Linked DNA regions of Mus musculus: all the other regions are linked to region 1. Evidence: chromatin loops called from intact Hi-C (ENCODE). Cell type or tissue: gastrocnemius. All regions are shown on one strand. Links, peaks and the distances in the headings refer to the core of each region. The heading gives the core; the rest is flanking DNA.

Region 1 (7,683 bases), core at 1,415-5,414:
TGATGTGTTTTCTTTTTGATTGGTGGTTTAGTCCCAGGGAGCTCTGGGGGTACTGGTTAGTTCATATTGTTGTTCCACCTATAGGGTTGCTAACCCCTTCAGCTCCTTGGGTACTTTCTCTAGCAGCTCCTTTGGGGGCCCTGTGCTCTGTCCAATAGATGACTGTAAGCATCCACTTCTGTATTTGCCAGGCACTGGCAGAGCCTCTCATGAGATTAATAGATAGATAATTGATAGACGATAGATAGATAGATAGATAGATGATAGATAGATAGATCAATGATAGAGTTTAAAAAACAAACTTTTAGAGTGAGAAGGGAAAAAATCAGATCCAAGGAGGACTTTTGAATCCTGAATCCCCATATGTCTACAATGGGATCATCTCTACTCATGTGAGCCAGCAGTCCTGTTTAAGATGAACTTTCTAGTATTTGCGGTTGCCTGGCAAAGAAACAGCCCTCATCCTCCAGTGGAAGAAAACGGACTTCAGGGAAGGAGCAGGCCAGGTGTGGCCTGCCCACAATTAATCCCAGCTGCCTGAGAGGCTGAGCCACGGAGATCACAGCTTTGAAATCTACCTGGGCCATATAAAGAAACACTGTCTCAAACCTTAAAATTAGGGCTAGATTTGTAGCTCAGTGGGAAACCTCTTGCCCAGTGAGCCCAGGGTTCTCTAGAGGAAGAGGGAGAAAGGACACAGGGAGAGGGGAGGGAGGAAAAGAAGGAGTCCAAATTCATCTATTAAGAAATTAAGTGGCTTCTTTATTGTACCTTAGGAAGCTGTCAGTAAAGGCAAACCACCTAACAAGAATGAGACAAATGTAAAACCATTAAGACCCGGCAGAAAGGTGGAGCAAGCAGACAGAGAGACAGAGAGGGTGCCGGGAAGTTCCAGATGATCCCAGTCTGATCTGGAATCCAAACCTCCCTGATGGCCCCAGTTTGCCCCAGTGGCTCAACGAGATTAGAGGTGAACAACTCAGATTATCTCACTACTTAAAATCCCTGCTACCTACACAGCACTACAGAGACCTTACCTCAAGTGTGCTACCTGCCCACTGGTGGCCTGAAACATCTGCAGCACCTATCTGTGTGAATCATGTGTGCTCTGTGTCTAAGGACAATTGATAGTGCCAGACTCTAGAGGGCCAGACTCACAAAACCCTCTTTGTTTTGTCAAAGGGAAACCACCATAAATTATCATAATTATTCACCTTTTCCCAACAGAAACATCCAAGGCCAGTGCATGCCTCTGGGATGAGGGAGAGTTGAAGCATCTCTTCCCTGGGTACTCTCTAACAGTTCTTGAGTTCATTCCCCAGTACTAAAAATATAAAAGAAAGAAGTAAAAGAGGGAGAGAGGGAAGGATGGAAGAAATGTGTAGGGAAAGAGAGAAAAAGAGGGAGGGAGAGGAAGGAAAAAGGTAGGAGGGTGCAGGGAGGGAGGGAAGGAGGAGGAGAGAGAGAAAAGAAAAAGAAAGAAAGAAAGAAAGAAAGAAAGAAAGAAAGAAAGAAAGAAAGAAAGAAAGAAAGAAAGAAAGAAAGGAAGGAAGGAAGGAAGAAAGAAAGAGGGGGAAGGGAAGGGAAGGGAAGGGAAGGGAAGGGAAGGAAGAAGGGGAAGGGAAGGAGGAAGGGGGAAGGGGAAAGGGGAAGGGAGGAGGGAAGGGGAAAGGAAAGGAAAGGAAAGGAAAGGAAAGGAAAGGAAAGGAAAGGAAAGGAAAGGAAAGGAAAGGAAAGGAAAGGAAAGGAAAGGAAAGGAAAGGAAAGAGGGAGGGAGGGCATTCAACTTGGGGTAGGGGCACAAGATGTTGTTATGCAGTCTGGCTGGGCTGCCTTCAAACTTGCTTTGTGGAACAACCAGACTGGCTGAAACTCAAAGCAGTCCACCTGCCTCAGTGCCTGAGTCAATGCTGAGATAGCAGGTTGGGTGTCAGTGCATCTGGTATAAATTCTATTTTTGAAGGTTCTTTTTTTTAAATTTTATACAAATTTTGCATCCTTCTCACAACAATCATATTTCTACATAAAGAAGTCTTTGGATATGTATCGGTTCAAGTACTCATCTCATCTCAACAAAGCCATCATCCACTGATGAAAGTTGTCGTCTGGCTTCTCGCATCCCAGGCATCTTGTGGCCTCTCCCACATTCAGCTCACCAAATCCCGGCCCAGACAATGACACATAACAACGGATTAGTGCTCAGCGACTGCCCAGCACCTGTTCTGAGTGTTCTACAAATATGAATTCAGCCTAGCAGCAACGTGGAGAGGTGAACTGAGAGTGATCTCATCGGTGCTGGGAGAACTGAGTCACCAGAGGTTATGAACTTGCCCAAAGTCACATACACTTAGGAATAGAGTTGGAAACTGTATGCTTCTCTAGTTCCTCCGTCCCCGGCACAGACCCTGAGCTGTCTGCCACTCAGTCAACAGAGTGCTTGTCTAGTTAGTGTGAACCAAGTCCAAGGTTCCACCCCCAGCACCCAATAAACTAAGCATACCTGTGATGCTAGCACTCAGGGAGGTGGAGGCAGGAGGATTAGGAATTCAAGGTCATCCTCGGCTACACTGCAAGTTAGAGGGGCCAACCAGGAACCCCTGAGACTTTGAAGAGGGGAGGGAAGATAAGTAGGCGCAGACTCTGGAGGAACTTGGACAAGTTGCATCTGTCGAAATTCTACATGCTCACCTCTGTAGCTCAGAAACGGTTGGATATCCACGCTAGTGAACCATTTGCCGCCACAGACAGCAAGCTACACAGAGGGCACTTCCACCATGTTTTCTCAACAACAACAACAACAACAAAAAATATCAGAGTCCACCCATCCATCAGCCCTAAAATTCTTTCACGCTGGCACATCTGTGCAGGGCATTGCCAGTTAACCATGACAAAGAAGGTCTGTTTTCATCTGTGGTGTGAGAAATTCTTTAAATCCAGAGAGAAGCAGAAAGGGGCTAAAGAATAAGATTGGGGGTTCCAACGGTTGTGTTGAAAACAGCGTAAAACAAAATAGTATGTGGCAAACTGTAGGGACTTTGTTTAGTGATGGTTAATGATATGCCTACGGGGTCCAGGAGGTAGAGTCCCAATCATACTCAAGAGTAGTGATGGGTGCTTTAAAGGTTCTGGGAAAAGCCAGAGAACCTAGGGAAGTGTCCTTCAGGAAAGCAGGGCAAATCAAAAGGGGCACTAGGACATTTGGCATGAGATGAAGAGTAATGGCCGCCTGTCTCTGGCTGGTCCTGTGCTCTGACCTTTTGAGTAAAAGGTTGTCAGCATCCAACTCTGACATGACCCAAGCGGTTTAAAGTCTTCTATCTAGTGAGGGACTGTACTGGCATCCGGCCCCACATGTCCTGCAAGCCCAAAGCTTTTCCCTTCTCAGTTTCTCTCAGGACACTTGGTCTCTAGTTGCAACCTGTGCTGTGTTCGGGGATTCACCAAGGCATGTCCAAAGCAGCAGCGCGGTAGTCCCGCTCCTAGAGGGAAGCCTTCCTTGTTTTCTCGTGCTCACTGTAAAGTGCGCATGGGTCTTTTGATTGAAATTTTCTGCTCTTTCTCTTGAAATTGCTTAATTGCGCCCACCCACCGGTAAGGTTCTTTATATCGGTGATGCTGCTGATCCTCTCTGTATCACTGTGCGGTACTTTTGAACGCCAGGTTTCCTTACATTTCTGTGAGGATGCTGCCCCCTGCAGCCCACTTTGAGCATAATAGCCATTGTGATGGATTATCTCATCTCGTTCCCACAACCCACGAAGTGAAAAACTGTTAGTATCCTCCTTTTTTGTTTTTTCAGAGGATAAATCTGACTTCCAGCAAAGTTAGGTAACTTGTCTTGGCAGAAACAGGCCACCTCTCTCCAGAATCCCCCGTACCAACACTGTTGTCCTGTGACAGGTATCCTCCATATTTAATCTGCCAGCTAACCGAAATTACTGGGGAAGGGGAAGCGAATTGACTCATTTTTGGCTGTGCGGCCCTCTCTGGGTCCATCCACAGTTCCAACAATAGCCCCGCGGTGTTAATGCAGATGCAGAGATATCCCTGGGAGAGCTTTGTGGGAAGGTGTGGTTGACTGACAACCAGCTGCCACACCCTCAGAATCTCTGCAGCACCTAAACTTAAGCCTTGCCCTCCTGGGGCTACTCAGCCAGCAACTGGGCACAAGCTTTCTAGACCCAAAGGGAGGTTTTGTTTTGTTTTGTTTTGTTTTGTTTTGTTTTGTTTTGTTTTGTTTTGTAGGTTCCAAGATGTATGGATTGCAGTGGCGCCTATCAGCATATCAAAGCACACGCTGACCTCAGGACTCCTTCACTTCATGTGCAAGCAACCTGCCCTCCTCCCTTCCTCCCCTACCTAACTCCCTCCAGCCCCTGGGATTTCCTCCTGCTCTCTCAAAGCTACCTAGCAGCTTCCTGCCTTCCTTCTCTCCCTGGGCAAATGTCAGGTCCACACTGTGATCTGAGGGTATGCCACAAACCAGGCTGTATCTTTGGGCTCACTGGTCAGCCAGTCTAGCCTGTTCCAAGCTAGTGAAGACACTGTGCCTCACAAAGATATTTTTTTCCTTTAAATGCAAACCGCTTGGAGAACAAAACTCAGTGTTGTCCCCTGCATCACACACACACACACACACACACACACACACACACACACACACACACACCCTACCATTGAAATGTAAGTGCCACTGTAGAGAGAAGACTTTTATGAGGTGACTAGGGCCTGGGGACCTGGCCCTCAGGAATACAGTAATACCTCCAGCAGAGAAGTGGATTGGTAATCACAGGAATAGGTTCAGATCAAAAGCTAAGTCATCCCTGTCCCCAAGCTCCTGTCTCTGTCCCTCTCCCCCACATCCTCACGCCATCTGAAACCTCTGCCTTGTCCAAGCACCGTGTGCTTGGCTTTCCCAGAGTTCTGAGCCAAAGAGACCTGCTCTTTATAAATTGTCCAGCCTCTGGTTGTCTGTTATAGCAGCACAAAACAAAGATACTGGATTTGCATCTCTCTAAAAGGACCCCCACGGAGTTTAACAAGGAGAATCTATAATTCTTTCTCTCTCTCATTATTTCGTACTTGTATGTGTGTGAGAGAGTGTGTGTGCATGCACATCTGCCACTGTGCACGAATCAAGATCAGAGGAGAGTTTTCAGGAGTCTGTTCCCCTTTCCTACCTTGGTAAGGCAGGCTCTCTCTTGTTTCTGCCAGGCCAGCCCGTGAGCTTCTGGTTCTCTTGTCTCAGCTCAGGGCAGCTCAACACAACATCCTTTTCCACCAAGATGACTAGGACCAACGACCGGTCACTGGGATGGTGACGAGTCTCTGGCATTGATGCTCCAATATAGGGAGTCTGGGGAAGGCAGTTTCTCACGCCAAGCCCTCATGGAACATTTTTCACACCTCTCTGCAAAGGCCTACACACCCCCCACTGCACACACACATTCAAGTGTAATCCCTGCCCCTTTCCTTGGGCTTTGTGCTTCCTGGAGCAAGCTCTACACTAAGGAGATCCTTGCACACAGGGTGCATAAATAAACTGCAGACAAAAAAAATGAATGATAATGGCTTGAATGACTTCCAGGGACTCATTGAAATTCCATTCCCTGATGCACAATTCCTGTGCCTGTGTATCTAAGAGGAACCCAGCACCACCACACGGACAGTAGAAAGACCCCTTGCAGATTCACACTGTGGCCAGGGCCAAGGGTTTGGAGAGGCAGAACTCAGAGCATCTAATTGGCTCTCTCACAGGGCTGAAAGGAGGCTTAAGTGGAGGTAAGTTCGCTATCCGTCAGTCATCCTGTGCACCACTAAACCTTAAAACCTTGCTGAGCTCATTAGCTCATTAACTATTTGGAAGATACATTCTCCCCGCAAAGGCCAACCAGAGAGGAGACTATGTTTAGCCTCATGGGGTACTAAAAAGTAAAATAAAGGCAACAAACAGCCATAGATCACAAGAGATTGTGTCCTCAATTTTGCAAAAGTCCTTGGTGAATTCTAACTTCCTGGTTTTACCAAGCATAGAGGCCAGAACGAAGGACCACTCTCTAAGGCAACTGGGGGACTTCCTTGGACAGCATTTTCAGGAAAGCCACAACCCCTGCTGGCCTTTTGGTTTCCCTGAAATCTGATCTAGAACATCCAATCAGGTGGCTCCAAACAGCAGGTGTCTGGAGCCTCACAGAACTGGCAAAACCATACCTTCCATGGCCTTAGCTGCTGACCCAGGACCTCAGATTGTCCTTAGAGAAACGGCAGGCTCATACCAAGGTACGTTCAGTTCAGTGGGGTGAGAGACTGGCTGCGACCGTCAGAAAAGTACACAGAATAGCTGAAAGGGAGGCTACCTTTGTAGCCCTTCCACTGCGGGTCTGTGTCCCACAAAATGTCTGTCTCTGCTAGAGGCGTGTTCCCCAGTGGAAATGCTAAGATGTAATAGAACTTTTATGAGGTGGGCCTCTCAACCCCAGAATACTAATGAAGCTCACACTAAGCTATTCAGCAAAGTAACCTCACACTCTTAGGGTCTCTCTGCATGAGGGATCCCTTCCTTGCTGTTTTCTGCCATGTCTTAAGCCATCAAAGAGAATCCCAGAGCAGATGTTGGTGACGTGATTCTAAATCCCCAAAACTGTGAGTTAAATAAACTGGTTGGCGTTAGGCTCGCACAAAATGCTTTGAGCTGACAAGTGAGGAACCATGCTTGCAACGGAAGTGTCCCACAAAGCCATGTCAAGGATGATTGTTAGCATCAGGCGCATCCGCGGACACCCGGAATCCGCTTCACATCCATCAGGCATCTTTACAGCCAACTCCCGGACCCAGCAAGAAGACACATCAACTCTAGGCGACAGTGTAGCTCCTGTGTCTGTCCCTTCACATATGCGCCATGCTCCACCCACAGCGTCACTTTGCGCATGCATCACAGCCCAGATAAAAGACCACTCTCCTTCCACGCTCTCCCGGAGGCCGCCTCCCACGGGAGACCTGCTGCATGGTGTGAGTTGTTCGGGACTGTGATGCTTATTTCTAACCTTGGTACTGCCAGACTCGGTGTTCGCAGTCCCACCACGTAGGTCCAGACGACTTCGCAGTTCTGCCGCCACCACGCCGGCACGGAACCCACTGCCACATGGGTTATGCCCACGGGCCTTAACATCACCTTCAACAAGTTGTCTGTTACACAGGCTCACTTTCTGGCTTCTCTCCAACCGAACACCAGCGATTTGGTAAGCTCCCCGCCCTAGTCATCATACAGGGTCCCTGGTCTCAAGGGGTGGCTGGCCACTGTCTAGTGGTTCCAGAGACTGAGTAATTCACAGTCTTTATGACTGGCCTCCTTGCTGACTCCTCAGTTTAGGACATTTTCCCATGGGTGAGATTTTCCTCACTCCTCTGAGTTGGTTCTTTTTCTCACTACTGCAAAACCTTGGGCCTGGTTGAATAGTTCTCCTGGTCTCAGCTCAGGGGCTGGCCTGAGTTCAGACTCCAAGTTCGCAGCATAACTACCTGGTCACGTGACCTGATGGTCGTTTCTGGCTACAAAATTTGTCCTTGGGACGCTGGACCGGGCAAGTGGCTAGCTTCTACTCGCCCAGGGGGTGCCTTGTCTTAAACTGTGTCTTCAGGCTCCGTCCGCACTGGGATGTCTCCTGGAAACCCTCAAACAGCTAA
Region 2 (7,683 bases), core at 1,192-5,191, 620 kb before region 1:
AACTTTACCGGGAGATCGGAGCCCTGGAGAAGGGCCGGGTTCCTCCTTCGAGCCTCCCTTCGTTCCTGACTCCGCCTTTCTCCCTGAGAGAGCCGGGGTTCCGAAGCATCCCTCTCGGGGACTTTCCAGGCTCCGCGGTTGCTCCAGGAGGGCCCTGCCCTGACCGTGCCGGAGCTGGGGGCCTGCAGGGCCTCGGCGGCTGGAGGGGACTGTGACTCACCGCCGGTAACCCAACACCGCTGGGCCTCCTTTCAACCCAGCCTCCCCCTGCTCCAGCGAGCCTGGCGGCCTCCGCCACACCATAACAAACATGAAGAAGGGTGGCCCAGGAGGCTACAGCCCCGGGCCACAGAGCGTGAGCCTGGCTCTGTGCGTTGTCGCCTCTGCGGCCTCGGGGACCTGCGACCTTTATCCGAGGCCGATCGGCCCAAGCTAGCTGCGGACGGCCCGCAGTAGTTCCGGAGGGTGAGTGCGGGACGCTCGGGGAGGGGACAAGAGCACTGACGATCCCCAACCCCTCCACCTCGACCCACCCGGGACCTTGCGTCCCCACCCGGCGAGGACAAAGCAGCCGGGCCGCCGCCCCGGCCTGCGCCGCGCCGCACAAAGAGTGAACAACGACACGCACCCCGCCCCCTCCCTGCTCGGTGGCCCGGCGCGGAGGTGGGGACACCCGGGCGCCCGCCCCGCGTTCCCCTCTCGCCCCGCCCCGTCTGCGCGTCCTCCCGGCGCGGGGGCGGGGGGCGCGGCGCCCCACATAACACTCCTCTCCAGCGCGCGGAGCCACCCTCTCCCCTCCTTCTCGCCAACACCACCGCCTCCCCTGACATCGCTGCCACCTCGCCGGACGCTCCGCAGATTGCCGCGGCTGGCCAGGGGGCGGTGCGCCGAGCGTGCGCGCCCGGGACGCCAGATGTGCAGTCGCCGCCGCCGCCGCCGCTAGTGCCCCAGCGGCAGCCAGAGCCAGGTCGGGTCGTCTCAGCAATGCTGCTGCGGGGGCGACCTTGAACGCACCCCGGTTTCCCTCGGTGGGGACCACCCCGAGCCCCTGTGCCGGGACCTGCCCTCTCCAACTCGGCTCGCCCTGCGCTTGGTCATGGAAGGGGCGGCAGTGTCCGCGGCAGGGGATGGCCCTGCTGTAGAGACCGGCTTGCCGGGCTCTCCGCTGGAGGCGGTGGCCGGGGCGACTGCAGCCCCAGTGGAGCCCAGGAAGCCGCACGGGGTGAAGCGACATCACCACAAACACAACTTGAAGCATCGCTATGAGCTGCAAGAGACCCTGGGCAAAGGTACCTACGGCAAAGTCAAGAGAGCCACCGAGAGGTTTTCAGGCCGAGTGGTGAGTAAGGGAAATTCCTGGAGGGGTTCGAGCTGGTTCCCTGGTGGCCCAAGATGGGGGCGGGGAGACGGTCTGGGGGCACCACGCCACCGGGGCTCCCTTCTCTAGAAAGGTTTCAGCAGAAGCCCCCAGTCAGACTCCTCACTTTCCTTTCAGCACCCCGTGACTCAGGTGTATATCTCCGAAAACACTTGTTACATCTTGTCTGCACATATTTTGGGGGCTTCTCTCACCCCACCTTTTTTATTTTTTTATTTTTTACCCCAGCTAGCAAAGTAGTGTTTAGGATTCACATTTTGCAGCTTTGAGAACATGGGGTCTTCCCCAAAGACACACCTTCAGACCTTGTCCGGGAGTTCCTTATTTGTACAAACTCCAAAAAGACCTACATTATCAGCCATGAAGCTGGGCTCGAAAGTGTGGTGTCCTGTAGTTGCTCAGGACCCCCGCTTCTTTCCCATCTACCTGCAGTCCCACTTCTCCTTTCCACTGGGATGCTTGCTTACCCTGATGCTGCTCTTGCTGCAAAAGACAGACTCCTCCTGTCTATCAAACCTAAAAGCTTCTACTGAATGTCTGAGGTTTCTTGACAGCTTGCATTCCCGCCTCTGGCAAGCATGACATGTCCCTGGCAGGGGTGGCCATTCAGTCCCAGAGTTGATTTGCAGCAGGCTCGCTTGCCTTACCAGGTCCTGGCTTCAGGACTACTTAAATTGTTCAAGGGGTCTGGCCGGCCGCACCCGATACAGCTGAAGCTCTGCCAGGTGCCTCGGGGGCTCAGTATTGTCCCAGTTTTGGATTGTTGTCGGTTCCCCCTCTGCAGAACAGGCCCTTGAAATCCACACTGGTTGTGGCTAGAGTTGGGTTCAAAGTGACTGACTCTTGCAGAAAGAGTTTGTGTGGTGTATGGCAGAAATGCACATGGTTCTTTGATTTAAAGCATATCAGATGTACTTTAATCGATTTAGGGCCAAAGTCAGAAACTATGACGCTTCTCGTGTGTGCAGTTTTTCGGGGTACTGGGGGACTGGGGGAGGATGCTGTTGCTTATAAACCTAACCAGTAGCTACAGGGAGGGCAAAGCGAACTGTCAGTGTGTTGGTAGTATTTCTTTTTTATTTATATAGAGATAGTTCTGTGGAAACTGATTGCGGTCAGCAAGGTTTGCTCTTGTAATCTCAACTATGTGGCCAGCTGCAGAGCCCCTCCGCTTCTCAGACTCACTGCCCACGCTGACTTGCGTTATCATCTTTAAAACGTCTGTTATCAATGAGTTGGAGATAGGGATTTGTGTTCTTAAAATAAACTTCTCTGCCATACATGAATTTTATGATAATTGCGCAGGTGCCCTTTGCTTTCTAGACTGAGAATTCTGTGTGTGTGTGTGTGTGTGTGTGTGTGTGTGTGTGTTGGAGAGATTATCTGCAGATGAAGAGCCTGAGCAGCACGCTCATTCATGCGTTTCTTCCCGAGGTGACACTCCCCAGGCTGGACGTTGAATAAGCGGAAACTTAGTGTAGCTCCTTTCCCTGGTTGTCTTAATAGCTGATGAAGAATCGTGCTGGTAAGTTGGAAAGCAGGATAATGAAAAACAGGCGCTGTCTGAGGTGCAGGTTGAAGATGTGAGAAGGTGAGGGGTCGGAGCAGGGAGGGCAGGCCTGGAATCTGTGGTGGGGACCCTCACATTCTCACACCTAAGTGCTTGTGAGACAGCTCAGCCAGGCTTGGAATCTTTGTGGCATATGCTTGGCCGCTGAGCTCCATTGTGGCTTCCAGTCAGGCAGGCGTTCTTCTAGCTGTCTGATCCGCAGGCTGGGTTAGACTTGCATTGGTAGGCAGGCGCCTGCCTTCCTCTTTGGTGGGTGTCTGGAAACATTCTGCCAGGATTTAGCCTCATGGCCACTAGGGGGCGCCCAGAGAACGACAGAGGCTCATTTCTCCTCTGCAAGACCAGTCAGTCAGCTGTTATTGTCTGGTTCACCCTCCCTCCCATTGTGCTATTAATTTCAGCGAAATCTCTTGTTTTATTCAAAAAATTATGTAAAGATTTTGAAGCTGTCAGTAGAATACAGGCCCAGGAACTGAGAGTTACCAAACGGCTTCACTTCTCCATGGGTTTGTTTTCTACTTGAGAGCTAAGTTGAAAAACGTTAGCAAGACCCTCTAGTGAACCCTCCCTTTTTAACAGATTGGAACCTGAGGTCTGGGGGCGGGGCAAGAAGTCCTCCTGGGGCCTGGATCCTCCTCAATGAGTGAGCTGTTCACAGATGGCAGACAGGCTCAAGTGAAGAATGAGAATTGTCAGGTGGGAAATTCCCCATGCCTGTCTGAATAGAAGATAATAGAAGCAAACCCCAAAGCAAAGCAGAAAAACAGTGGTCAGCATTGCACTTGCCCACTTGGTGCTTGGTGACTCGGGTCAAGAGCAGCAAAACATTATCTGCGATTACCTCGTCTTGCCTCCTAGCTTCCGCTGAGGAGGCTCAGGGAAACACGGACTTGATTCTGCCTGCTCTGGCTTTGGGTGGATTTCCTATGGATGCTTTCCTCCAGCCCCGTTGGAGAGCAGCTCTCACATAGGAGCAAGGATGCTCACCTGTTCTGATTGCATGGCTCAGGGGCTGGGTATCGATGTAAATGCTTGGAAACTCAGCATTCCTGCCTGAAGTAGGGGTCCTGCTCACAGAGGACAGTCACTGTAGCTCTCAACAAGGCATACACCGCATTACCTTCAACGCCTTGAAGAGACATATGGTCAGGAGCTAGGGGCCAGCTGGTTCAATCCTCTGCGTGGTCCCGGTCTCTCCTTTTCCTCCTTCCCAAATGTGGTCTTACAGCCACAGCTTGAGCATGGAAGGCAGGAACTCTCAGCTGCTCAAGACAATAAGCCTAACACTGGGACAGTCTTACAGACAGGCTCAGAGCCCTGGGTGGCATTCAGAATCTTTATGTAGCCCCTACTGGCACTGGAGCCTCAGAGAAGCTATTTAACTGTGAAGTGCCAGTTTCCCCAGCTGGAAAGTTAGATGGCCACAGTACCAACTTCTTGGATTTTGGAAGTTGCAGAAGTAACTAATGTCAGGTGTCAAAAGGGAAAATGAGACATTTTGGTGTCTCTTCCTGGTGGATTGATTGTCTTCCGTATTCTCACTGATGATTTCATCTAGGTTTTAAGGCTGTTGGAGAGACAGGTTACTTTGGGCAATTAGCCTCGGATCTTGCAGAGAGTCGGGGCAAAGGAGCTACTCACTTTGCCAGGGTAATTACATTAATTAGGGAGGCACAGGCATAGGAGGGCAAGACGAGGTTCAGATAGGATCTGAATGTGTTTCTACAGGGTTGAATTTGGGCCCCCTTTATTTCACAACCTTTGTTTGGGTGAAATTTTGGGCAGGCTGTGGGATGAACTTCTGGGCCATCATAGGGCATGTACTTTTTGGGATCCAATTTCTTGGACCTTTAGGGCACACAAAGTATTGCTAAAACAAACATAACACAACAACAAAGAATTGAACCCAAATGGCAAACAGCTTTTGGAGGAGTGTTTGACCAAAGTGAATATCATGAGTGAATATCTCTTGCCAAAAGCAATTCCCCCAACCCAGCAATGGCAAACTGCACGTCTGAGAGCTATACAAACAAGTTGGCCTGCCAACCTAGTTATGTACGGGCACAGTGGCTGAGGTGCCCTGTTAGAGCTACATTTCAAGCTCAGTTTCCAGTGTATCAGGGATCTTGGCCAATGTGTCATCCCAACCTGTTCCAGAAATTTTAGTTGACTTTTTCACACCTGAAGTGAGTGAGCTTAGGTGAAGAGACCTGAGTCAGGGACGTCTGTTCTTGTTTAAAGTCGCCGTCCTCATTCCTTTGGGACGTATCGTAGCAGAAGTGAAGCCAACCTAAAAACAGTGAATGAATTCTGTTAGGCGGGGTGACTGGGGTTTCAGACTGTCTGCCACACACGCTGGGGAGCCATGCGTGAGTAAGGAGCTTCCTGTCTTCTAGAAGAGGTGGGGGAAACTGTTCCTCGGCCAGGCATCCCACTCCCTGGAGGCTGTCATCATTTCAGGGGAGGCAGGCAGGAGCTCAGTGCGGCTTAGTTCATCAAAGTGAGCTGACCCCAGAAAGAAGCGCTTGTTCCTGCAGTTACATCTGAGAGAGAGAGAGAGAGAGAGAGAGAGAGAGACTGTATGTGATTGTATGTGTGCATGCCTGTGTGTGAGAATATGCAAGGATGTATGTGTGTGTATGGGAGTATGTGTGTGAGAGAGAGAGAGAATATGTGTGTGTGTGTGAGGGTATGTGTGAGAGAATAAAAGTAAGTGTGTGTGTGAGAGAGAAAAAGAGAATATGTAAAAGTGCGTGTGAGAGTCTGTGTAAGAGAATATGAAAGTATGTGTGCACATGCATGTATAAGAGAAGATGTGTGTACGAAAGAGATGTATGTCTATGTCTTTTTGTGTGTGTTTCTGTGTGTCTTTGTATGAGGGAGTGTGCATGTCTCTGTGTGTGTGTCTCTGTGTGTGAAAGTGTGTATGGGGGGGAGGGAGAAATTATTTAAAGTGTGGGTTTGTGTTCGTGTGTCTGTGTGTATAGTAGGCCTGTGGCTGTACACACATTTATCCTGGTGAACCTGTGGAGACCAGAGGAAACCCTTGGGTGTCATTTCCTTGGCACTATTCACGTTGTTGTTTGAGGGTGTCTCTTTCTGGCCTGGAGTTGGCAGAGTAGCAGACTGGCTGGCCAGACCCAGGGGCTTACCTGCCTCTACCTCTCCAGTGCCACAATTACAAGAGTGTGTCCCACCTGGGGACCAAACTCAGGTCTTCCAACTGCACAAGGAACAGACCAACTGAATCACCTCCCAGCTGCCACCAGGAGATGGTTCTGAAATCATGAGGTGTGCCATACTGAGCCTAGAACTTTCCAGACATGTTCCCTAGTTTGACCCTCACCTCTAAGTTCGCTCTAGTGGATCGGTTTTGGTGAAGAGTTGAGGCTCACAGCTGGATAGCATCTCTTAAGTGTGTTTGGAAACCTATTGCTGCTGGAGAAATCAAGAGCCTTCTTTATGTCACACAGCTGGTGACTCTGGACATTCCTCTTTGCCAGTGGTACCGTGGGCTGACTCTTTTATGAACTTGGTTCTTACTGTAGTTCAGGAAGTGAATGCAGAGGCAGGGCTGTGACAACCAAGTCTTCTAGGATGCCACCAGAGGCAGATTCACGGAGTGAAGGGCTATCACAGATGGGTAGAGATTATAGGTTAGTGCCCGTGACCTCAGAAGGCATTGGAAGTTGTTTGGCAACAGAAGGCATGGCTGGTAAGGAATGAATGGAAGCAGAAAGTCTGCAGACAGGCAGACCTGCCCTGCACGCTCTCCGTCACCGAAGCACTTAGCTGGCATTCCCTACCAGCTCAGAGGAGGGGAAGCCAAGTCCTGCTGAAGCTGTCCCTGGATGTGGGTCTCAGGAGCCTGGGACCTGGGAGCATCACAGGGTCAGGTGAGCAGATCAGGTGCCGTTCAATGTGAGATTTATTCTGGGGTGCAGTGGGATGTCAGATTGGTCAGGTAGGCAGGGCGATGAGAACTGAAAATCACAGCAATCAGCACTGCTCGTGTATTGGGGTGGGCCAGGTATGTACCGACCGATTGACCTCCCCCTACAGATCTTACCACCCCATTTTACGGAAGCAGGACTGGAGGCGTAGCGAGCTGACCCGGCTTCAGCAGTGAGACCAGTGTTTGTACCCAGAAACCTTGACCGTAGCTCTTTTTGAAAGTAAGCTGAGCTGGATACAAGTCGTGGAAAGATTGTATGCCTGGGGACCTGGAGAGCTGGGGTGTTGGGGAGCAGGGAGAGTTTCACAAGAGTTGGCTGTGAGGAGATAAGAGCTGGAAGCATCTTGGGAGAGAGATGGGCTGAGGATGGTGAGGTGTTGCTTCTTGGCTGTTTTAATGACTCAGACCAAGGAGCTCCTCACCTGGACACACGCTGCATTCTTTGTGCCCCAAATAGCCTGCTCCTGAAGGTGGGGACGGGTGCACTCCATGGGTAAACAAGTTCATTTTCTTAGCCTGTAGTGAAAAAGGCATCCACGTTGTGCCAGGATTTCTTATCTCCTTCCTCTTAGGATGCAGGAAGAGTTAAGCAGCTTAGTCAAGGTTTTCTCATCTGTCACACCCCATCTAACTGTCTTGAACCTATCTCACACTGCCGCCCACCAGAGAGGCCTTGCTGAGCGCCAAGCTCGGAGTAGGCCCCCAACCAAGGCCTGTAGGATGGAACAAGAAGTATTGGAGAGGTGTGGAACTGAGGTTTATCTTCCCTGACCCTGGGAA
Region 3 (7,683 bases), core at 1,633-5,632, 200 kb before region 1:
AAAAGTAAAATACAGAAGACAAGTCCACTCCATAAGGAAGAGCCCATCACCATGAGGAAAGACCAAATACAAGATTGCTGGGGAATCCATTTCACCCTTTCACTTGCATGTGGGCGGAGGATGAAAGCTAGAGTCACACTTTAACATGAAGGACAAAGAGGACTGATCAGGAAGAGATGAGGGCATGAAAGGGAAAAGAAAAGAGAGATGTGGGAGGGAGGGAGGGAGGGAGGGAGGGAGGGAGGGAGGGAGGGAGGGAGGGAGGACGAGGAGGAAGAAGAATGAAGTTAAGCCTTAGGGCTGGAGAGATGGCTCAGTGGATAAAAGTGATTAGCACACAAGCACAAGGACCTGGGTTCAAATCCCCAGAACCCAAATAAAAGCCAGATACATAATGTGAAAGTCTATAGTTAGCTAGTAGCTCTCAACCTTCCTAATGCTGGCATCCTACCATACAGTTATTTCCTCATGTTGTGCTGATCCCACAACCATGAAATTATTTTTGTTGCTGCTTTATAACTTTTGCTACTGTTACGATTTTTGTGATGTTAGTGATTTTGTTACTGTTATGAATCGTAATGTAAATATCTGTGTTTCCCAATGACCTCCACAAAGAGGGCATTCGACCCCTCCAAAGGGGTCGTGTGACCCACAGGTTGAGAACTACTGTTCTGTAATCCTAGTTCTTCTACAGGAGAGTAGGAGGTGAATCTAGAGACCCTGTTTCAAACAAGGTGAAAGGCAAAGCCTAAGACTTGAAGTTGTACTTTTAGCCTCCACACAGGGGTCATGGTTCATGTGTACCTGTACTCCTGCATTTGTGCCTGTGTGTGCATGCACGTGCACAAGCACACACACACACACACACACACACACATCTGTTCTGTCTCCCCCCAGGAGCATGCGTCTGAGTTAACTCTCAGGAGGCTGGAAAAAGACTCTCTTGAGGGCTACACATCCAAGCTTGAAACTACCCTGCTACAGCGTCCCAACTGAATCTTCCACAGGCTTGAGAAAAGTCTCTCATCAGTACCGCTAGCCCAGCCGATCCAGCTGAACTTCCCACTGTGGAGCGAACTCTTCATAGCACAGTGTCCTTAAACAGGTTTCAGGACCAGCTCTAAGATGCCAGCCCATGGCCTTGGACTCATTCTTTCTGTTGTTATGATCCAGGGCCTTAGGTTAAAAGGGTCTATGCATGGGCACATGCATGTGTGTATGTGTGTGTGTGCGCATGTAGGTGTGTGAAGGGGTGAGGTCAGAGAGACACCTGGGGCAGCTTGGGTCTGCATTTGCACTGCCAGTGAAACATCACAAGCTAGATACCTGAGCACTGTAAATTGAACCATTTCAGAGCAAGTCATCTGATCCCACAGTGTGGCCCCTAGGCCCAGAGGTCTGAATGCCTTCCTAATGACATCACTGCCCTTGCCGCAGGGACAACTCCCCTCATCACTCACCCGATGTCATAAGGGCTTCGCCTAAGCCCTTCAGCCTTCCAAGTAGACTTTTGTGTGTGAATGGGGGCAAAGGTATGTTTCCTGTCATGCACCCACAAGGAGGGACTCGAAATGGCCCAACAGCCCATTAACCGTTTACCCTGAAAAGAGGTGAGAAGAGAGAAGGCTGGGGAGGGGGAAAACAAACCTAATTCCCAGTATGATTCAACTAGCTAGCAGAAGCTAAAATCAGGCTTCTTGCAGCTCCCATCTAATCCTTAGACAACCAAGCCCCCACACACACACACATGCCCATTGATTCTTTTGATCCCCGTTTTTGTGACTGACATGCAACTGGGGTTGCTTTTTCTAGGGTCTGGACCTCACAGGGCAGCTGTGGAGAGGGGTGCCTGAACCATCATCAGTCTGTGAAGGAAGATGGTGAGGCCCGGGTTCCTTAAGGTCAGATCAAATGAACTCTGCAAAGCAAAGCTGGAGAGATGTGTCACACTGCCAAGCCACTCTCCGGTATCATGGAGCCAAGGGATGCTCTCCGACAGGCCTCTCCTGTCTCGGAGACTGAAAACCGGCAGGAGACAACGCAGAAAACTGTCTTTAAAAATCATCAAGAAGGTGACCTCTGGTCTGAGGGGGGCTATTGTAAACTTCTTCCCTTTCGGTCTCCGATCGACTTTTGCTCCTGCCTACTGCCCTGCCCGCTCAGCTCCCATATGTGCAATGTACATAAGTACAGGCATGCAGAAATGTATGTGCATGCACAGATACATGTATACTGAGCATGAACTGCAGTGCACACACAACTGGAAGCTCCATGAAACTAAAAACAAGAGCTTTTCCTGAACACGCCCTGCTTCCACATCTGCTGAGAAGTTTGCTCTTGTTGACTCGTTGCAGCGCCCCCATGTGACGCCGTGGTGTATTACACAAGACCTTGGAAGGATCTAACAATGGCTTAAAATGCAATGCTGTTAGAACACTAAGTACGACTTTTCTCTTTCTACCTGATCTTCAGTGAGCCCATAACACTGAGATATAGTGTCAGGGAAAAGTTTTTGCCACCCTCAAGGCACGTCTGCAGGCGGACTTCCTGAGTTACACTGCCCTGAGCTAGGAACACAGCTCTGAAATGGACAGAGGTCAAGGTCAAGTCTGAGTCACTACAGCCCTTCATGAACTCTCTGCCGCTGTAGACTGAGCTGACATCCAGGATGAGAGTCTCCCCTACTGAAATTGAAGTTCTCATTAATACAGGGTTCCTCCAAATGGCGTGTAGGGGACATTAGCATCAGAATAACCTCCTAAAGCAACTGTTAGAATGTGGAATTCTGGCCACCACTCTCTGTCCATCTATTGTTACCAGAATGCAAGAACCTGTACTTTCAGTTTTCGAGTTGAAATATGTGCAACTTTGAGGAGCCATCATTATTTTCCCACAGCCCCCAAGATTGGTGACTTGTGTTTTAACACAGCATTTCACTCCATAAGCCAGCAGGGCAACTTCAGACCCTGTGGTGAGAGAACGGCTTAAGAATAGGAGGTTCCTGGTGCTTTGCCGGTTTTTCCCACGGAAGCAGCTCCACGTACTACCAATACAAAGACCCAGCCTGAGTTAACTTCATCTGTTCTTTCTATATTTGTGCATCCCTGAAAGAGCACACATTGATGAGGGAGCAATGAGGCTTCTGAAGTGAAGAACGCTACCTGGACACTCAGGCCTGCGAAGCAAAGAGGAACAGTTGGAATTAATTGTCCTCCAGAGGGCGCCAACTCGGGCTGTAAGCGGAGCATCCTCTAAGTCTCGCGGACTCACTGCTTCCTGGTTGGGAAATCTTGCTCAGGTTACCTCCTTTGCCTCTTAGAGACAGTAGGTGCCTGCCTCAGTAAATACATGGTTATAATTAATTTCAGAAGCTCCTAAAAGTAGTTGCAGAGAGAGACGATGTGAGACACGGAGATGAAGTTAATCAAAAAGCTGCCCCCATACTTAAGTCTTAAATGAAGAAGTCTGAGACTCCTCCCCTAGCCTTTCCCCTCCCCCTGGCCCCTTCTCCCCTCCCCCTAGTCCCTTCTCCCCTCCCCCTAGTCCCTTCTCCCCTCCCCTAATCCCTTCTACTCTCCCTGCTCCACTTCTACTTCCTCCTACCCACCCCAACCCTCCTACTCCTCCACTTCCCTGGGACCAGTCATCTTTTAAGTATCTCAGTGATATGAGGCATCTTTCTGTTCCTAGACTCACACAAGCACTGATGGTCCTAACCAGGAAAACGAGGTGGGTCTTACAAGTTTCTGCGTTGGGAAAGTGAAATGTACGTAGACTTTTGACTGCCTTGGGCTCAGGACATTGATTGTTCCTATCTTTGGCAAAGGATAGAATGAAACACGAGTTGACTGCTATTGAGCCACGGTACAGAGCGATTTGTGGTTACAAGGTATTGGAAGGGCAGAATCTCTCCCTTTAGGAGGTGCCCAAGAACCAAGAGAACAAACTAACGGAGCAGCGAGATTCTGGGCTTTGACCATGATGGTGGGTTCTGCCTCCAGCTCTGTTGCTTACTAGTTGTATGACCCAGGTTCATAGGCTCACACTCTAAATACAATCTAAACCTTACTGCTGTTAGGAAAGATGAGGCTCAGATCAGTTTTGCTGCCTGGTAGATACAACTGTCTGGTTCTATTCTATTCTGGTGCTTCTGAGCCCCAAACCTTTGTTCACTGCTGTGATGTCTCTGCAAGAACTCACTTAGCTTATTATATATTCCCTTAATTTACCCTGTTTTCACACCTACCCCTCTCCTATTTCTTCCTCTTTGGGATTTTATGTATGTCCTTAGAAGGTTAGTACCTTAAAAACTATATAGAACTTTGATTTGTATGTATATTATATTTTAATATCCTCTAATAGTCTTGCTCTATAAATCAATTCCCAGCTTTTGTGCTTAGTGCTGGGATGTTTAGAGAGATCCATATTACCAGTCTCAAGTTTGCCCCAGAGAATACCACATGGAGAACATTAGAAAAATACCAATTTTTCCTGACCCCAATTCCACCGGTGCTTTGTGAATTTATCCCAAGTGGAGGCCAAACTTCTCTCTGGAAGGAAGAGAATCCCAGGCCTACTTCTCTGGGGCTCAGTAAACCCCTGTGGCAAAGACAGGTGACAATGACTCTTAAGATAATACTAAAAGGAGAGAAAGGGGGAGCAACTTACCACCAAAGGGGTGCAGTAAGGAAAAACAAAACTTGCCCTGCCCTCTGTAAGACAGACATGATTCATCTTTCAGTCCACTTAATTGCCCAGGTTTTACTGAGTGCTTCTATGTTTAAGGAATCTATGCATGGATGGCATTTGTATGGTCTCGGTATTCAGTGCTCCCAATTCCAATCTAGCACAGCTTCTCAGCGCTATGTGATGGCATGGGGCTTGACCCAGGAATCTGCATTTGGAACAAACGTAGTAGGAGAAAATGGGTTGATGGTCTCAGGCAAAAAAAAAAAAAAAAAGGTCCAGCCAGTTTATGAAAAGCAGGCTATTTTGAATATATATTTAGCAATGTGCCCCATTTCCCTCCTCTGTAATTTTCAGGAAAACAATCTCTTTTCTTATGCATCTTCAGTAACAATCATAGCTTTGACACCCTCTGCCCCTTGCTAGACTTTCTATACATGATGCAAAATGCATGCATTTGCTGTCCATTGTTCACCCAGATTACACAGTAGCTAGAGAGGGACCTTCTATGTCATTGCCAAGTGGACTTCTCCATCTCAGATGAGCCAACTGAAATTGAAATGCTGGCCAAGGTCTTAACCCTGCCCTCCTCTGTTTCTGGCTGCAAAATCCCAAGAGGCCCAGAGCGGACTCACCTTCTTAGCAATTGAAAGGCCCGGCAGCATTTCTAAGCATCTCAGAACCCACTATCAACTGGATACCACACTCTTCCCACACAGGAAGAGTAGAGCAGATGCCCATTTGCACGGGTTGTTGACTGGCTGGTTAGGGAGGGCATACTAAAGGTGAGAATCTCTAAAAGTGGTGTATACATAGTGAAGTATTTCATTCTAATCAAACATGCAAAACCACACGTTCATGTACTAGACCTTTGGGGGAGACCCAAGGAATTCTTTGTTATGTTCCCTGGACTTCAACATCTTCTTTAACCCAACTATTCCTTCAGTGTTCAAGCCTAGGATTTCAAGTTGCTGGTCTCCTTGTGCGGAGTTTATTTGCAGTTTCTGAAGCAATGTGGATGTGAAATTCCATTAAAATCTATCTGAAGAATTCATTATTAATTTTTTAAAAATATTTTCAAAAAAGTCAAGTACAGGTGGCACAGGTGTGTATAATCTCTTCTACTTAGGAGTATGAGACAAGGGACAGAGGCTTGAATTACAGGTTAAGTTCAAGGCCAACCTAGGCAACTTAAATAAGACTCTTGTCTAAAGACAAGGTTAAACTTGGGTTGAGGCTATAGCTCATACTAGAACACTCTAGCTAGCTTATGTGGGGACCCAAGTTCAACCCCTAATGGCAGGAAAATAGGTAATAATAGTAGATAAAAATGACAAAATCATTTTGCTGTGTTCTCACTTTCCACAGTCTGTTAAGATCTGCCTCTATGCCCACTGGTCCATTAACTCTGACCCCACGTCACTTCTCTCTGAGATGCATCTCTCGCAGCTCCCAGTAGTGAAGACACGCTTCCATATCATTCTACCCCTCACAACAATAAGCATTAAATAACATCTGCTACCTAGTGTCCCCCAAATGTCACAGGGCTCATTTAGAGGATATTTTCCCTCAACTAAGATCTAATCTTGGCTCACCCATTCGCACCTGGCATTCTTCTAATTTTATTTTTAATCTCATTATTCATTTCCTTCTTTGAGTTTTAGAAGCATTCAGACAAGTGCATATAATATCAAACATTCTGGAGTTTCCTGGGCATTTTCTCGTGATGTATGATTTTCCTTTATCCTGAATTTGCTGTAGACAGAAGTTAGATTTACAAGCCCATTGAGATTTGGGTTCAATATTTGGGAGAGAATTCTTTATTGCCACAGCATCACCTGCTGGAAGTTTTGGCAAACATATGACAGTATTTTTGGAAGGATTTATTCATTGGTTGATGTGTATGCCCCCCCCCCCACGTGTGTGTGTGTGTGTGTGTGTGTGTGTGTGTGTGTGCGCGCGCGCCAGTGTGTGTTCATGTTCAAGCAGTGCTCAGCAGAGGTCAGAAGAGGTCATCAGATCCCTTGGAGTTGGAGTTTATAAGTGATTGAGAGCACACAGCACAGATGCAGAGACTCAAATACAGGTCCTCTGTAATAGCATCAAGTGACCCGAACCACTGATCCACCTCTCTAAGCCCCCATATGTGAGCATGTACTGAGGCGTGTGTCGAGGCATGGAACCGCTGGGTCATAGATTATCAAACATTCACTCTTCCCACATGGCCACGACAGGTAACTCCCACCAGTCATTTCTGAAAGTTCCAGTTTCTCCACATCCTCACCCATGGCTGGTGACATTCTAGTTGGTTTGCAATGATACCAAGTTGTAATCTTCCTGTCACTTCCAGATGGCCTTGAGTTTATTGTTTGTCATTTGCTTAATGTTCACAACACACACACACACACACACACACACACACACACACACAGAATTTTTAATTATATATAATGTATGGTATGTGATATATGATATAGTTTTTAATATAGTGTTCAATAGCTTTACCTGCTTTTAGATTAGTTTACCTGTCTTTGAAGAACTGATTTATAAATCTGGACACCAGTGAGTTACATATATTTATATATGTCTCCATCTTTCAGTGTGTGGTTTGCATTTTTGCAGCCTGAGAAATGCCCTTGGTGAGTATTTCCTGATTTTAATACATGTACCCAAGGCTAACAACCAAGTTCATTATGGCTAATAGTTTTATATTTGATTTCAGGAATTCTTGCCTGCCTCAATATCATAAGTTTAGGCAATCCAAGAAGTTACTTTTCTTTCACGTTGAGATCTGTAATACATTTTAACTATTTTTTAGTAAGGTGCAAGACAGCAGCTCAATATCCTTTTTTTCCCCACGTAAAAGGGCAGAGTCTCATCAAAAGACTTCCTCTCCATGTTTTGGCTGTGCTTTCTCTTAGTTTTACATCAGTTCCATGTGTGTAGGAACAAATCTCTATTTGTATTCTATTTGGTTCCATTAGCTTTTGTATTCAT
Region 4 (7,683 bases), core at 1,518-5,517, 630 kb before region 1:
CCCACTTTCTCCTCTATAAGTTTCACTGTCTCTGGTTTTATGTGGAGTTCCTTGATCCCCTTAGATTTGACCTTAGTACAAGGAGATAGGAATGGATCAATTCGCATTCTTCTACATGATAACCGCCAGTTGTGCCAGCACCATTTGTTGAAAATGCTGTCTTTTTTCCACTGGATGGTTTTAGCTCCCTTGTCAAAGATCAAGTGACCATAGGTGTGTGGGTTCATTTCTGGGTCCTCAATTCCATTCCATTGGTCTACTTGTCTGTCGCTATACCAGTACCATGCAGTTTTTATCACTATTGCTCTGTAGTACAGCTTTAGGTCAGGCATGGTGATTCCACCAGAGGTTCTTTTATCCTTGAGGAGAGTTTTTGCTATCCTAGGTTTTTTGTTATTCCAGAAGAATTTGCAGATTGCCCTTTCTAATTTGTTGAAGAATTGAGTTGGAATTTTGATGGGGATTGCATTGAATCTGTAGATTGCTTTTGGCAAGATAGCCATTTTTACTATATTGATCCTGCCCATCCATGAGCATGGGAGATCTTTCCATCAGAAAATTGGACATAGTACTACCGGAGGATCCCGTAATACCTCTCCTGGGCATATATCCAGAAGATGTTCCAACTGGTAAGAAGGACACATGCTCAACTATGTTCATAGCAGCCTTATTTGTAATAGCCAGAAGCTGGAAAGAACCCAGATGCCCCTCAACAGAGGAATGGATACAGAAAATGTGGTCATTTACACAATGGAGTACTACTCAGCTATTAAAAAGAATGAATTTATGAAATTCCTAGGCAAATGGATGGACCTGGAGGGCATCATCCTGAGTGAGGTAACCCAATCAAAAAAGAACTCACATGATATGTACTCACTGATAAGTGGATATTAGCCCAGAAACTTAGAATACCCAAGATACAAGATACAATTTGCAAAACACATGAAACTCAAGAAGAATGAAGACAAAACTGTGGACACTTTGCTCCTTCTTAGAATTGGGAACAAAACACCCATGGAAGGAGTTACAGAGACAAAGATTGGAGCTGAGACGAAAGGATGGACCAACTAGAGACTGCCATACCTGGGGATCCATCCCATAATCAGCCTCCAAACGCTGACACCATTGCACACACTAGCAAGATTTTGCTGAAAGGACCCTGATATAGCTGTCTCTTGTGAGGCTATGCCAGGGCCTAGCAAACACATAAGTGGATGCTCACAGTCAGCTATTGGATGGAACACGGGGTCCCCAATGGAGGAGCTAGAGAAAGTACCCAAGGAGCTAAAGGGGTCTGCAACCCTCTAGGTGGAACAACAATATGAACTAACCAGTACCCCCCGAGCTCGTGTCTCTAGCAGCATATGTATCAGAAGATGACCTAGTCGACCATCAGTGGAAAGAGAGGCCCATTGGTCTTGCAAACTTTATATGCCTCAGTACAGGGGAACGCCAGGGCCAAGAAGTGGGAGTGGGGAGGGAGGGGAATTGGGGGGAGGGTTTGGGGGACTTTTGAGGTAGCATTGGAAATGCAAACGAAGAAAATACCTAATTAAAAAAATAATAATATTAAAAAAGAAATTGTCAGCAAACACACACACACACACACACACACACACACACACATACAAATAACAAGAGCTCTTAACCATGAGGCCAAGGCTCCAGCTTTCTTTACCTATGTCTCTGTTGTGCTAGTTGGTCCATAACTTTTGTGAAGGGTGCAGCAGAAGCACGGATGGCAGGTTTCTAAGATATACTGACTAAGAGCCCTTTGGGTAAATACGCAGGTGTGGTATAGCTGTGGCCCAGGCATTTTGGTGAGTTCTTCTGGGCCATTAAGGTACTGAGGGATCCAAACTCTGGATCGCTGCTGTGCTGGGCTAGTGTGGATGGAGAGGTTGCTCAGCCTCCTGCTTCAGTAAGAGGTTCTTTCCTCTTCTCCTGGACTACCTGAGGTTGTACCCACAGATGAATGGCCTCTCCTATTCACCCTGGAGACTTGATCTCTGGGGTCAGAGTCTACTCGGCCCCCTGCTGTGTGTGTCTTCTAGGTGTGGCTGGATCTGGCTCTGAAGACTGAGCTGACGTTAATTAAGGTGGTCAGAGTGAGAGCAGAGCAAGGAAGAAAGGACTTCTGGGTAGAAATACTCCATGGAAACTTTGATTTCCCAGAGTGCACTTCTAGGAAAGCAAAGGCCCCAAGAATCCGATCAACCTCTTTTAAAAAAGAACAGTAGGGTAAGACAGCTGCTCTCTTTGCAAAGGCAGGAACCAGGTGGGGCCAGGCTGAGCCTTCTGTCCTGTCCCTTGTTTTTTTCTGGCTCATAGTATTCTAAACTAGAGGTTGAACACTCATTGTATTCTAATTTATTATAAAAAGGATATTGGGAACCCAAACTGGACTGCTCTCACCAGGGTTTATTAAGATCCCTGCTTTTAGAAGGGACAACTGAAGCCTGAACAGCTTGTGTTAGCATCATGGTGGGAAGTGTTAGCAGACCCTGACTCTAACTTGGCTCTGATCTAACAGTGGACATTCCACATACACTCCTGCACTGTTGGTGGATGTTTTAAGTATATCTAATTTTTTTTAAACTTACCACTCTACCAATTTGGTAGTTAGTGCTCTGACCTTGAAGGTCAGTTAGTGATGGATGTGGCCCCCTTCACTTCATACCAGTCTCACCATTTCAACACATCTTCCTGGTTTCACAAGTTCTTTGAGCCTCTGTCACAGGATGTGAACATTTTCCCCCTCCCTGTGATAGACACATACATGGGCTCTGTGAGTCTATGCACACCTGTGTCCCGAGCTTGGGAGCAGGCACAGACGCTCCTGGCTAGATTCCTGTACATTTTTGTTTCTTCCTCTGAAATCCTATTGAAATCAGCAAAGATTGTTCCTGTTTGATCTCTTATCCCCTCTCCTAGCAAAGAGATCACCAGTTTGTTTGTTTGTTTGTTTGTTTGTTTATTAGCATAGTTAGGTAGTGAACCCTCTTAACAACTGTAACTGTTGGGGGGGAGCCCACCTTACCTGCCCCCTGCCCTGAGGACATCACACCTCTGGGTTTCGGCTGAATTTCCACTCATCCTAGTTTGCCCTCTCATTCCTGATTATTGTTTTAAGTCTGGACTCAGGAAAGTGAATCATCTCTCTTCTCGCTGCAATTGGGAATTCACGTTGTAAAAAGACGTAGCCACTGGGTGGCGCTGTGGGAAGACATTTGTCCGGGTAAAGGCGGCTGAGTACTTCTCTGAGAGAATTCGGGCTTGAAGCGGTGGAGACTTTGTAATGGGGGCAGGCTGGATAGATTGTGGTGGGCCTGTGGTAGGGGCATGTGTTGCTTATCCGAGTGTGAGCTTTCAGGGTTTGTGTGTGTGTGTGTGTGTGTGTGTGTGTGTGTGTTGTTTTTTGTTTTTGTTGTTATTCACTGCCTGCTAATTTGGGCACTCTGTGCTGTGAGGTCAGAGGTTTCATGAACCTTAAGCACTTGTATTGAAGGAAACAGGGAAGGCCAGATGGGTGGGACAAGGGTCTCCAGCACATTTCTGGAAGTTTCTCAGCTGTTCCCATCTGTCCTGCAGTTTCTTTGGGAGTCACTATTATACAATTCGATGGCCCGTGAGCTCTTCCTGAGGGCTGAGAACACTTTTCTATGACTGTGAGAGAGATGTATGTCTAACTGTCATGTGACAGGGAAGTAACTGGGTCCTGGCTGCTTATTTGTAAGCTGTAAGACCTCAGCGTGGCCTCTCACTCTCATTGCTTCTCTGTGACAAGCAGGGAAGATAAAAATACCAAATCCCCAGTCAGATACCATTACGAGTATTAAGAGATCACTGGTAGTAAGGTGTCCTGTAAACTGTAAAATACAACCCCAGTGGAGGTGTCAGAAACCCCCAGGGGGCAGAGATCCATCCTGTCTCTTCATCCAGGTTGCCACCTCGATAAACATCACTACCGATACTCCTACTATAGGTTAGATGCATGAATGGGCAGGGGTGTCCATGCCCCACGCAGCACGGGGCAGATTGGATAAGTGCCTGGCTTCAAAGGGTGAGGTCAGGAGCGGGATCCAGGACGCAGGCCCTGAAGAGGAATCTGGGGCTTGTGCCTCATCTGCTAGGAGAGCATCTAGCACAGTTCCAGCCAGCTGGCCCCTGGAGAGCCTGGCTCTGCTCAGGCTCAGCTGCCAGGCTCAGGCCACCTCAGGCCCCAGTGACTTCTCCCTGAGCAGGTGGGCCTAGAGTTTTGTCATCATCACTGGCTCTCAGATGACCGGCCTGGAATGTCCTCCCTCTCGTGCCCATTTTGAAGGCCTTAGTCCCTGGTGACTGTAAACATATCGGATGCAGGGCCTGACACAGAGACGCCATGGATCTTGGCCGATTGGGGCTGGGAGGCCTGTCTCCCATGGCTAACAAATACAAACAAAAACAGCCCAGGTAAACAACTTCGGGCAAGTGTGGAGGAAAGCCACGTCTGAGCCTATTTTTCCTGACCTACTTTTTTTGTTTGTTTGGGATAAAATTACCTGGGAAGTTGTCACTGCTTCACATGGTGGTCATGGATCTGTAGAAAAAAACTCTAATAGTAACTTTATTATAGTGGCAAGTACTATTTTGTCAATGCTTACCTAGTCATTACTATACACTATATACCTTAATTAGCCCCATGAAGTGATTATGAAGCGTATTGGATTACCTCTGCCACCTCTAGGGCATGCTACTGCTATAGCTATTTTCTGGACAAGAAATGTGAAGGTCAGCCACTTCCTGGATCATAGAATTAGGAATTGGAACTTAAACCATGCATTTGCTCCTTTATTCATTCTACAAATTATTAATTATCGAGCTTGGACTATGCACCAGGGGCTCATGTAGAGAAGCAATACTGTCAAGATCCCCTCTCTATGCAGACAGCATGGCAAAGGATGGGGGGGGGACACGGTTGGGGGAGGGGGATGGTAAGGAGAGGGGGGATGGCAGGGAGAGGGGGATGGCAGGGAGAGGGGGATAGTAGGGAGTGGGGGATGGCAGGGAGAGGGGGACATGGTAAGGAGAAGGGGTGGTAGAGAGGGGGATGGTAGAGAGAGGGGGATGGTAGGCACAGGGGATGGTAGGGAGAGGGGGATGGCAGGGAGAGGTGGGAGGATGGGTGGGGGAATGGTAGGAGGAGGGGGATGGCAGGGAGATGGGGATAGTAAGGGGGAAGGGATGAAATCCTGGGCAGGAAGGAACAAAGCCTGACATCTAGGGAAGGCTGAGTCACTGAGCTGAGTGGATCAGAGGGCAGAACCCAGTCCCTAACAAACTGTCCAGGCCAAATGCTCAGATTTCAACCCAGTGGAGATTTCTGTAGATCCATCTTTCCTGGAATTTGTCTTCACCTCTTTGCCTGGCTTATACATTTCTGGGATAGGCAATACAGTAATAATTTATGAAGGAAATAAAAATAAATGTATCCACTCCTTTTACCCATTTATTGACTCCTCCCATCTATCAATCTATATATCACTCCCATCTATCCATCTTCCTGTCTGTCCATCTGTTCATCTGTCAGTCCATCCATCCATCTGCCTGTCCATCCATCCATCCATTCACCAAACAATGTAAGGAAACCAATTAGTACTAGTCAGATCTATGCTCCTGCTGGAAATAAGAATAAGACATCATACATCTGTATTTGGACATCTGATAACCACTAGCTACTTGTAGCTACTGAGTTCTTAAGATGTGGCTACACGACACAAGAACATATATATATATATATATATATATATATATATATATATATATATATTTATATAAGTATAAAATGTATAATTTTTCTATAATATACAATACAATTGTATATATTACAGAATCATATAAGATAAATATGCATTATTTACTATGTAGAATAAAATGTATTATTTATATATAAAATAGTGAGCTAAAATTTTATATAAAAGCTAATATTTAAATGAAACAAACCAGAAGCCACCTAACATTGTCTGGTAAATGTAAGTTCCTTGCTTTCATAGGGTCATATTCCAGTGCAACCACTGAACATTAGCCCTGAAATGACCTTGGTATACACAATCGATTTTAGAAGACAGCATAAAAAAGAATGTAAACTATTTCACCAATTAGCAACCTTAATGCATTAAATATTGAAGTAGTATTTTGGGATATCTGCTAATATCAGACACAATATCAAAAGGTGTTCCTTTTCCTTTTAAGGCTGGGTTTCTATATGGAGCCACACTGAATTTCTATTTTACTTCACTAAACCTGCTCATTCCAGAGCGGCAGGCAGCTGGGGGCAGCCAGGCAGGCACACAATAGACCATTGGAATGTCATGAGCTAAGGTCTATAATAGACCCGGGAACTGAATGCTCTGGGGACAGAGAACTAAGCCTTAATTCTGCCTGGTGCAGGGTCAGAGAGGTGACGTCTTCTGCCAGTTTCTGAGATGGGCGGGAGCTTGTCATTGAGAGGACAGGCGGCATTTCCCAGAACTGAGCGGGGCCTGTGCAAAGGCCACAGCATGGGCCATGGAGAAGTGCCCTAGAATGTGGGATGCTTTGGTGGGAGGAGGTGGTGGGGCCGAAATCAGGATTGTCAGTGGCTGTCTGCCTGAGAGAATAAAGTCCAAAGTGCTAACGTCATTCCACAAAGCCACAGGGATGCTGTCCACTGTCCCCTCTCTGGTCTCAGCTCCCGTTTCATTCCTTTCCTAGATCATGCTGAGTGTATTTCTGCCCTAGGGCCTTTGCTCATACCAATCTGTTGGCCTTATCCTCTAGATACTTGAGATTATCCACTTGCCGATGCCCTTGAGGCTTGTGTTCCAGTGTCACCTCGTCGGAAAGTCTTCCTCTATCTGTTCCCTCGTACCCCTCCTTCCCAGGCCCCTGTGTCCTCAGTAAAACCCCAGGCCTCTTTCTTTGCAGCAAGCTGCACTTTTCCTCCCACGCAGCCCAGCATCTCCTCCAATGCCTATTTCAATTCTCCACTTTAAGGCTGCTACTCTTCTAAGGTGGCATGGGTACTGTCTGCTCTGTGTCCATTTCCTTTTTCTTGAGAAGACAACTCTTATTTTTCAATATAAAGTTGAAGAAAAGGAAAGACAGAGGACACTGAGCCCCCCCTAGCCCCACCCCCTTCCCAACCCTTGCCCCAACCCCTTGCCCCACCCCTTCCCAGACTCCTAGCCCCACCCCCTTCCCACAAACACAAGGAATTGAGGAAAATGACCATGTAAGGAATGTCAAGTCTGCTGGAATGGAAGCTGTAGGGGTTGGACGGTCACATGGGTCATCTCCTGTCGCACGGATTGTTCCTAAACTAAGATGAATACCTGTTTGCTCATCCCAATGGGCTCCTCTGCCCCGCACCTGCCAAGTACGGAAAATGCTAACCTGAGTGATTTTATGAGAACCCTTGCGTTACCCTAATTCTGTTTTACAGACTTTGTAGCCCTCATCAGACATGCTTGGGGCCAAGAACGTTGCAGATTTTTATTGTTTTAGATTTTGGGATATTTGCATATGCATGACCAGATATCTTGAGGATAGGACCCGAGAGTAGACCGGACATCCATTTGTTTCATTTATTGCTTTACGCATAAAACGTGACTATGTAAACGTATAGATAATGTAAGTGCACGGCACAGAGCGGTTTGCTGCCGG

Evidence for each region. Peaks named below come from ENCODE experiments on the same cell type or tissue, not always from the same donor. Only the 100,000 strongest peaks of a DNase experiment are listed, where the experiment ranks them.
Region 2: a loop joins it to region 1, with 6 times the contacts of the local background. A loop is called at or near these places in 26 of 42 quality-filtered maps.
Region 3: a loop joins it to region 1, with 7 times the contacts of the local background. A loop is called at or near these places in 18 of 42 quality-filtered maps.
Region 4: a loop joins it to region 1, with 7 times the contacts of the local background. A loop is called at or near these places in 28 of 42 quality-filtered maps.

The regions. Positions count from the first base shown.
Region 1 is chr10:83,815,838-83,823,520 of GRCm38, reverse strand. No RefSeq gene overlaps it. Among named protein-coding and RNA genes, the nearest start is that of 1500009L16Rik, 97 kb to the right of the region's middle. In gastrocnemius, for the core only: a CTCF peak has its summit at 3,690 (motif pointing left); DNase peaks (open chromatin) are centred at 3,391, 3,680 and 4,442; H3K27ac peaks cover 178 bases.
Region 2 is chr10:84,433,771-84,441,453 of GRCm38, reverse strand. It overlaps Nuak1 (NUAK family, SNF1-like kinase, 1), which reads left to right and starts at 786. Exons shown (of 7, transcript NM_001004363.2): 1 at 786-1,339. The coding sequence starts at 1,097. In gastrocnemius, for the core only: a CTCF peak has its summit at 3,250 (motif pointing right); DNase peaks (open chromatin) are centred at 3,230, 3,546, 3,851, 4,081 and 3 more places; H3K4me3 peaks cover 4,000 bases; H3K27ac peaks cover 4,000 bases.
Region 3 is chr10:84,015,138-84,022,820 of GRCm38, reverse strand. No RefSeq gene overlaps it. Among named protein-coding and RNA genes, the nearest start is that of Gm40726, 9.5 kb to the left of the region's middle. In gastrocnemius, for the core only: CTCF peaks have their summits at 2,360 and 3,216 (motif pointing right); DNase peaks (open chromatin) are centred at 2,358 and 3,218; H3K27ac peaks cover 1,527 bases.
Region 4 is chr10:84,446,431-84,454,113 of GRCm38, reverse strand. No RefSeq gene overlaps it. Among named protein-coding and RNA genes, the nearest start is that of Nuak1, 9.6 kb to the right of the region's middle. In gastrocnemius, for the core only: a CTCF peak has its summit at 3,195 (motif pointing right); DNase peaks (open chromatin) are centred at 2,016, 3,216 and 4,097; H3K27ac peaks cover 1,748 bases.